Regions from separate parts of the Homo sapiens genome. Here region 2 is linked to region 1. The links are chromatin contacts, found by Hi-C in ENCODE. All regions are on one chromosome and are shown on one strand. The core of a region is the stretch at or near the end of the contact, and the rest is flanking DNA. Distances in the headings are between cores, read along the strand shown. Region 1 has its middle 99 kb from the start of CHD1. Region 2 has its middle 280 kb from the start of LINC01950.

The links. A loop is a pair of places that touch in the nucleus more often than their neighbours do. Pooled maps may share reads with other maps.
Region 2: a map with no recorded cell type shows a loop between it and region 1 (18-fold over the local background). The contact joins two enhancer-like sites. A Hi-C loop is called at or near these places in 2 of 37 single-sample maps with no recorded cell type and 1 of 50 pooled maps.

What each region holds. Positions count from the first base shown.
Region 1 is chr5:99,025,632-99,029,527 of GRCh38, reverse strand. No RefSeq gene overlaps it. Among named protein-coding and RNA genes, the nearest start is that of CHD1, 99 kb to the right of the region's middle. Within about 2 kb of position 2,112, at least 5 of the 41 ENCODE cell types and tissues checked have a DNase peak (open chromatin) inside an H3K27ac peak, as active enhancers do.
Region 2 is chr5:107,284,138-107,288,033 of GRCh38, reverse strand. No RefSeq gene overlaps it. Among named protein-coding and RNA genes, the nearest start is that of LINC01950, 280 kb to the right of the region's middle. RefSeq lists an enhancer at 1,637-2,836. Within about 2 kb of position 2,138, at least 2 of the 41 ENCODE cell types and tissues checked have a DNase peak (open chromatin) inside an H3K27ac peak, as active enhancers do.

The DNA.
Region 1 (3,896 bases), core at 863-3,362:
GATTAGAAAAATTTGCAAACTTGTATTAGGTGTATTGATTCAAATATTATATCAATGTCAAATTTCCTAGGTTTGATCATTTTACTACAGTACATAGATGAATATGCTGGTTCTTAAGAAATACACACTGACGTATTTAGGAGTAAAGGAGCATGACATCTGCAAGTCACTTTCAAATGGTCCTGTATATATGGGGGCAGGGTGGGAGAGAGAAATCAAATGTGGTAAAATGTTAACATTAGTGAATCTGTGTGAAGTATATGGGTGATCTCTGCACTATTCTTGCATCTTTTCTATAAGTTTGAAAATATTTGAAAGTAAAAAGTTTAAAAACTGTAAGCTCTGGACCAAAGGGAATTATAGCAAGGGTTCAAAAGACCTGAGCTTTAGTCCAAAGTCATTGATGCTTGTTGTTTCTGTTTTCTCATCCAGAAACTTTATAGAATTACTGTAAGAACTAAATAAAGTGATTTATGTAAAAGACGTTTGAAAGGTTTAAAATAACATACAATTGTGTAGTATTGTTAGAAATGGGAGTCTGACATTTGAAGACGGCTTAATAGGGTGTTAGATCATGTATCAGCTAAGCAGTGACAGACATATACAGAGAAACAGAAGAATGTGTGGGTTTATAACTTGAAAGTAGAGAGCATTTTAGGTCATTTTCAGCTACTAACTCCTTATTCCAAATTGGTACCCTGTAACAAACTTTAATTATCTACTGTATACTAGACAATATGTATATTGTAAGAATTGCAAGGATGAATGATTCATATTCTCAAGGAATTTAGAGTCTATTAGAGGATAAAACTACAAAACTAAAAATCAATCATATGATCTGTTAAGAAATGACTACAGAAACAAAAGTAAGAAAGCAGCAAATGTGAGGTTTGAGGATAGAGACAGAAGAATTTCTGACAGGAAGTAATTTTTGAATTGAGCCTTGATGAATGAGAATATCACTTAGAAATAAGAAAAGGAGGACCAGGTGCAGTGGCTCATGCCTGTAATCCCAGCACTTTGGGAGGTTGAAGCAGGCAGATCACCTGAGGTCAGGAGTTCGAGACTAGCCTGGTCAACATGGCAAAATCCTATCGCTACTAACAATACAAAAAAATTAGTCATGCATGGTGGCGTGCACCTGTGGTCCCAGCTACTCGGAAGACTGAGGCACAAGAATCTTGAACCCCGGTGGCAGAGGTTGCAATGAGCCAAGATCGTGCCACTGCACTCTAGCCTGGGTGACAGAGTGAGACTCTGTCTAAAAAAAGAAATAAGAAAAGGGCATTTTAGGTAAAGAAAATGGCTGAGGAAGCTATAAAAATACCTTACATATTTAGTCTCTTTGCAGTTTTTTGCCTCCTGTGTGACAGCTTCCCCACATTACACTCCCTAACTAAATACCCATGAAGCCATAAGAATTCCCTCCATTTTTATTTCTTGTTTTGTCACCAACTTTGAAATTTGATAGTGTATTAAAATAATGGATGGTCCACCACAGTCATGAAGAATGAATAGAACCTCCTGATAAAAGTGGTTTTTGTGAGTTTTTTTAGGGATGGTTAATTTTTTAAAATCTGATTCTGGAATGCAAGAAGATTATAAAATGTTTTTAAATTTAAAAAAACAAACATCTGTATACCATGCTGTTCTCTTCTTTGCATTGGGATTTGGGTTATTTCATAGAGCATTTTAATTAATGGTGCAAATTAGTCTAATTACCAAATTAGTCTAAAGCTCTCAGAAGTGAGGTCAATGGATACACATGCTGTGGAAAGGCCAGACTTTTCATAAAGCCACAAAAACTATTTTTGGTACCCAGAAGATGACTTGGTTAGTATCAAAAACAGTAAGATCTACCTTCATTTAGGACATAAGTGAAAGACACTTCTGTGGTTAATAAATTTCACTGGCAGCAAGGGAGTAGAAGCCCCTAGGAGATACACTCCACTGCTTCTACAGAGAGGTAGAAGTGGAGTTTCAGTTTTAATTTTGCACTGTCTTTCTTTGAAATGATTCTAGCTTCTGCTTTTGAACAAACAGTAACAGTTTCTGATCCCTGTTTTACTGTCATTGAATATCAAATGGAGAACTTGTTTCTGAGACAGGAAATGCTAGTGAAACTCCTCGCTCCTGTCAGCACTTTCTAAGCAAAGTCAGGCACACTGCTTGCATTCTCTGTATTTGGAGATCTTCATCTTTACACGATGCTTATTGCAATCTGGAAGCTAAAATAATCCATACTCAGGCTTCAATAGCCTAAACTGTTTTTTTGTTTTTGTTTTTTGTTTCATTTTTGTTTTTTTTTTGTTTTTTTTTTTTTTTTTTGAGACAGAGTCTCGCTCTGTCACCCAGGCTGGAGTGCAGTGGCAGGATCTTGGCTCACTTCAACCTCCACCTCCTGGGTGAAGCAATTTTCCTGTCTCAGCCTCTCAAGTCCCAAGTAGCTGGGACTACAGGCATGTGCCACCATGCCCAGCTAATTTTTGTATTTTTAGTGGAGACAGGTTTTCACCATGTTGGCCAGGCTGGTCTCAAACTCCTGCACTCAAGTGATCTGCCCCCGTCAGCCTCCCAACGTGCTGGGATTACAGGTGTGGGCCACTGACCCAGGCCCAATAGCTTAATCTTCATATTTCACACCTGGAAAACTATAATTATAGTACTGCTGACTTTTTAAACTGGTACAAAGACTTATCTTAGGCAATGTCTAAAAAGTGCTCTAATCACCTTAGAAGAAAATTATGCACTCTACAAATCACAGACTTGGGAGGCTTTGTTAAAAGTAACCTGTTCCAACACTGCAATATATGAATCAAGAATCATTTGTATGATACAGTGAATTAAGATGGGTACTCTGGGCATTTTATTTTGAAAGGTCAACAAAATGCAACTTGTTAGAACAGTTTTAGCTCTGTAGCCTATGGCTACCAGTTTACGCTAAAATAAGTCTTTTATTATACACAGTGACAAATTCTTCCATCTCTTCAGCTCTTTTCACCAATGCAATGTATACTGAGTAGTATCTCCTTCAGTTAGTTTAGGCCATCTCTGGCTCTTCTGGAATATTCTGTCCCTCTCAGGGCTGCATTTGATATGCACTTTAAATGTATTTTGCCTATAATTTAAAAGATAGGATGGGGCTGGGCACTGTGGCTCACACCTGTAATCCCAACACTTTGGGTGGCCACAGAAGGCAGATCGCTTGAGGTCAGGAGTACGAAAACAACCTGGCCAAGATGGTGAAATCCCATCTCTAATAAAAATACAAAAATTAGTCAAGTATGGTGGCAGGCACTTGTAATCACAGCTACTTGGGAGGCTGTGGCACAAGAATCGCTTGAACCCGGGAGGAGGAGGTTTCAGAGAGCCGAGATTGCGCCACTGCCCTGCAGCCTGGGTAACAAAGGAAGACTCTGTCTCAAAATAAATAAATAAATAAGATAGCAGGATGGGTGCAGTGGCTCACACTTATAATTCCAGCACTTTGGGAGGCCAAGGGGAGAGGATCACCTGAGTTCAGGAGTTTAAGACCAGCCTGGACAACATGATAAGACCCCATCTCTGTAACAATTTTAAAAATTAGCCAAGAGTGGTGGCATAAGCCTGTGGTCCCAGCTACTCGGGAGGCTGAGGTGGAAGGATCACCTGAGCCCATGGGGTAGAGGCTGCTGTGTTTGCACCACTCACTCTAGCCTGGGCAACAGAGTGAGATCCTGTCTCAGTCAATCAGTCAGTAATAAATAAATATAAAATGATAGCAGCTGGTAGTCAGCAGAGGCGGCAAGGGAGATTTCCCAAAATAACGAAATTCTCAAGATTCTATCCTCAGGATAGATTCTGAAATCCTCAGAGAATTTGGAAATTCTCAAGAGGTAGTTTTGCTAACACACATC
Region 2 (3,896 bases), core at 889-3,388, 8.3 Mb before region 1:
CTCCTTTGAAGGTCTTAGTTCGGAGTCACAGTCTTCCCTGCTTCGTATTCTCCTGCTGCAGCACTGCCGACAGAATTCTCACACACACACAGTTGCCTAGTTATTTCAAGTGTGATAGTAGGAGAAACTTCTGGAGTGTCAGGATCATCGACTGAGGCAGATGAAGCCTCACCTGGTGCTGACTGTAGGTTTCGTTGCTCTGAGGTGGTCACTGCTTACTCTTCTGAGCCCTTCCTAACCTTTCAGCAATCTGTTCACGTGGTTCCTATTCTCTCCTCAGAGGCTGAGGTACTTTCTTCAGCTACTTTGTAGCCATTGGCAGAGCACGGTCCTTTCCTGTTTGGATCCCAGATCGACCCCTTTTTGGTGTCTGGTTGAAACTCTTGTCTGAGCTGCCAATTTCTTCAGAAATTAGGAGTTTTGTTCCGGGTTCTCTTTCCATAAATTCTATTTCCTCTAGGTTTCTTTCCTTTTGTGCTCCAAGAGACTTTTAATAGTCATTCTTCAAATTTGGGGACTTCGGAACAGTTCATGACAGGTATTTTCTTTCCCTCATCTGCTTTGTTAAAGAAAAAATAATAGGAGAAGAAACTTTAGCTTTCCTCAGTGCCGTTCCTTTTTCCTCAGAGCCTACTTTGAACTCCTTCTACTACAGTCCCTTTATAGGGCTTGTAATAGACGATAATGTGCTAAAAGCAATCTCTGTTAGACTCTGGGAAGTCTCATTGTCTTCAGTTAGACTCTTTAAGATTCTTAAAACCCCCCAGGCACATTTAAACTTAAAAAGCTAGACCTTGGTCTGGGATCACCCTTCATTCATACTTATTTTCTGGTGAGAGTGGTATTTTTCTCTGGCTGATATTTTTCAATCTAGAATTACAAAATACTTGTGGCTGAAGGTCACTTTAGAGACCATCTCAATTCTTATCCATATTCTTATTCTGTTGTTAAGAAACCTAAAGGCCTGGTGAATCAAGTAGTTTGTCCTAAGTCATTTAGTTATTTAGTATTAATGACTAGAATCTTTGTCTTCAAAGGCCTAGCTTTCCATTCTTTGTAATTCTCTACTTTAATTTTCTACCGAAACTCATACAGCAGGACAAAGACATTGTGTTCTCACAGGGCATTGCATCATTCATTCCATCAATCATTTAACAAATATTTATTGAACGCCTATATAAGCAAGGAGCTGTGCTGGTGCATAACGAGTATGCATAAACAGCTTGATTTAAATACAAGCCAAATACAATTAATTTCTGTTAACCATTTATAATTGTAAATTCTTTTCCTAGGAACTGAAAAAATACAACCAAAATATTTTATGCTTCTATCATGTACAGACAGTTATTTTAGAAAGAACAGGGAGAATGCCATGTACTAATTATGCTGAGTTATGGATTTCTTGAGTTTTATAGAAATGTTTTGGTATGAAAAGAGATGGGGTAAGCAAGCTTAAGTTTTCGTAAAATAAACATTGGAAATTAAGACCATCTTCAGAATAGCTACGTGGTGGATAAAAAGTTTAGAAAATGTAATGTAGAGGCCGGGAGTGGTGGCTCACGCCTGTAATCCCAGTACTGTGGGAGCCTGAGGAGGGCAGATCTCTTGAGATCAGGAGTTTGAGACCACCCTGGCCAACATGGTGAAACCCTGTCTTTACTAAAAATACAAAAATTAGCCAGGCATGGTGGCAGGTGCCTGTAATCTCAGCTACTGGGGAGGCTGAGGCAGGAGAATCCCTTGAACCCAGCAGGCAGAGGTTGCAGTGAGCCTAGAAGGCACCACTGCACTCCAGCCTGGGCAACAGAGTGAGACTCTGTCTCAAAAAAAAAAAAAAAAAAGGATGTAATGTAGAATGAAATTGTTGTCTCTGAAAACTGTCATCAAGTTGTTTGTTTTACAGGTGGCTTATTATTACATCTTGAAAGGACTGGATATCTGAGCACTGTCTGACATTACTTTTGACTTCACTGGAGGTAACCTAGAAGGAGAGAGATGTCTCAGCAGTTTCTTTATCAATCGCCACCTTTGGATTTAGCCTTCTGTGGTCATTTTGAATAGCAAGCATCTGAGACAGCAAAGGTGGGCGCAACTGCCAAAACCACAACCCACGGTCAAAAGGATCGTCATCCATTTGGGGGTAAGAGGCATGATATGACGTTCAAAGAGTGCCATGTCAGGAGTCAGAGGGCCTGGTTCTGTGCCTAGTGCCAGCTTTTCTTCCCTCGTATGACCTCCTGGCAGGCCACCTAATCCTATGGATAATTTTTCCTCACCTTTAAAATAGTGATAAAAGCTCCTGCCTTACCTATGGCATGACATTATTTTGAGGATCAAATGGGATTGCTAATGCAAAGCTGCTTTCAGAACTCAAAGACCTCTGGGAATATAAGGCAGTTTTTGTTTTTAAAAAAACCTAGAAAATTGACCAGTAACAGAAGTATTTACCTTGCAGAAATTAGTGTTTCCTTCTTTGGTGGGTGTTGGGAGTCTGTGTGCATATTTTACTCTGTGGAAAGCACTTCTGTTCCCCTTGCTTTGAAACTGGCAGGAGATAGGCTCAGTGCTGGTGGGAAGTAGCTAGCCTCTCTTATCCCTTCAAAGAAGCAAGAACAGGACTGAATTTTATTAGAGAGGCTCACTGTGATGGACATGATGAGGCAGCAGCCACTGGATCACTCCCAGTGATCTCTCATTCCCGCAGAGTCATGGGAACACTTCACAGACAACCGATGTGAGGTTCTGAGTCATGTTTGCAATGTTTCCAGGTGATGGCTGATACCAAATGTTTCTTTTTCTTTTGTGCCAGGGCTGTAGGTTCTGTTGTGTCATGATAGAAAGGAGTAAAAGAAAAAATCCTTTTGCAATGCTTGATTGTAGAGAAGATTTTATTTTACATTCCATTATTTCGTGCAATAAGCTCTCATTGAGTGGGCACCATCAAAGGCATTAGTGATACAGGCCTAAGTGTTTGGGAAGACTGTGCCATGGAGTAATTACATCACATTGTGGTGGTAAAGCTCTGGGTTGAAGCAGTTAAAGCTGGAATACTTCCTTCATATCTGTGCTCTACTTATCTGGCAGCCTCAGAAGGTATGTGTTCTAGAAAGTGCAACAGTAAGATGGCAGAGATTATGTTAGTTTGACTTCTGTGGAACACATTTTCATTCCTTCTTTACCCTGCCTTTCATCAGCATTCAGCATTGTGAAAGTAACAGAAGTGAGAAACAAATTTGGGTTTGTCTGAGGCAGAAGCTAGCAGTTATTTATGTTAATATATTTATTTAATGACTGTTTAATTAATAAGCAAGATCTTTGCCTTCAATTAACATAAATTCTAGCTAAGGGCATAATGGTCACACAATGTAGAAATTCCTAACATGTTGGGTGTGGATTTATGGTATGGGAGTTTTATTGTAAAGGGCCTACAATAATACATCAAGCCTAATCCAAACAAAGGATATGCTATTAGTTTTAATGCATATAGGATCTGCTGTGATTACTAAAATACAAATCTAATTAAAGTTACTAAATTCATTGTGTCTCTTTACCATTTCACATTTTACTTTGACTGTGTAATTATTTTATTACATATTTTTCCACACTAGAGTATAGGTTCTATGAATCTGTTTTTATTCCATTAAGCCCCTGGGTACTAGAAGAAGGTTTGTTAAATGCTGATTAAGTATGTATTCTCAACCAACAGATTGAGAGATTACAAATATAATGTGCTATCCCTTGAAATTTTATAAATTTAAAAAGGATTTAACTTTTATAAAATTAGAAGTTAAAACCTTTGGGTTGAGGTTGAGCCTCTCTGAGTGTAGGTCAATGCAGCAAAGATAAGTAAGATATAGAAAAAAAAGCAAATTAAAAGGAGCAGGGCACAAAGACTT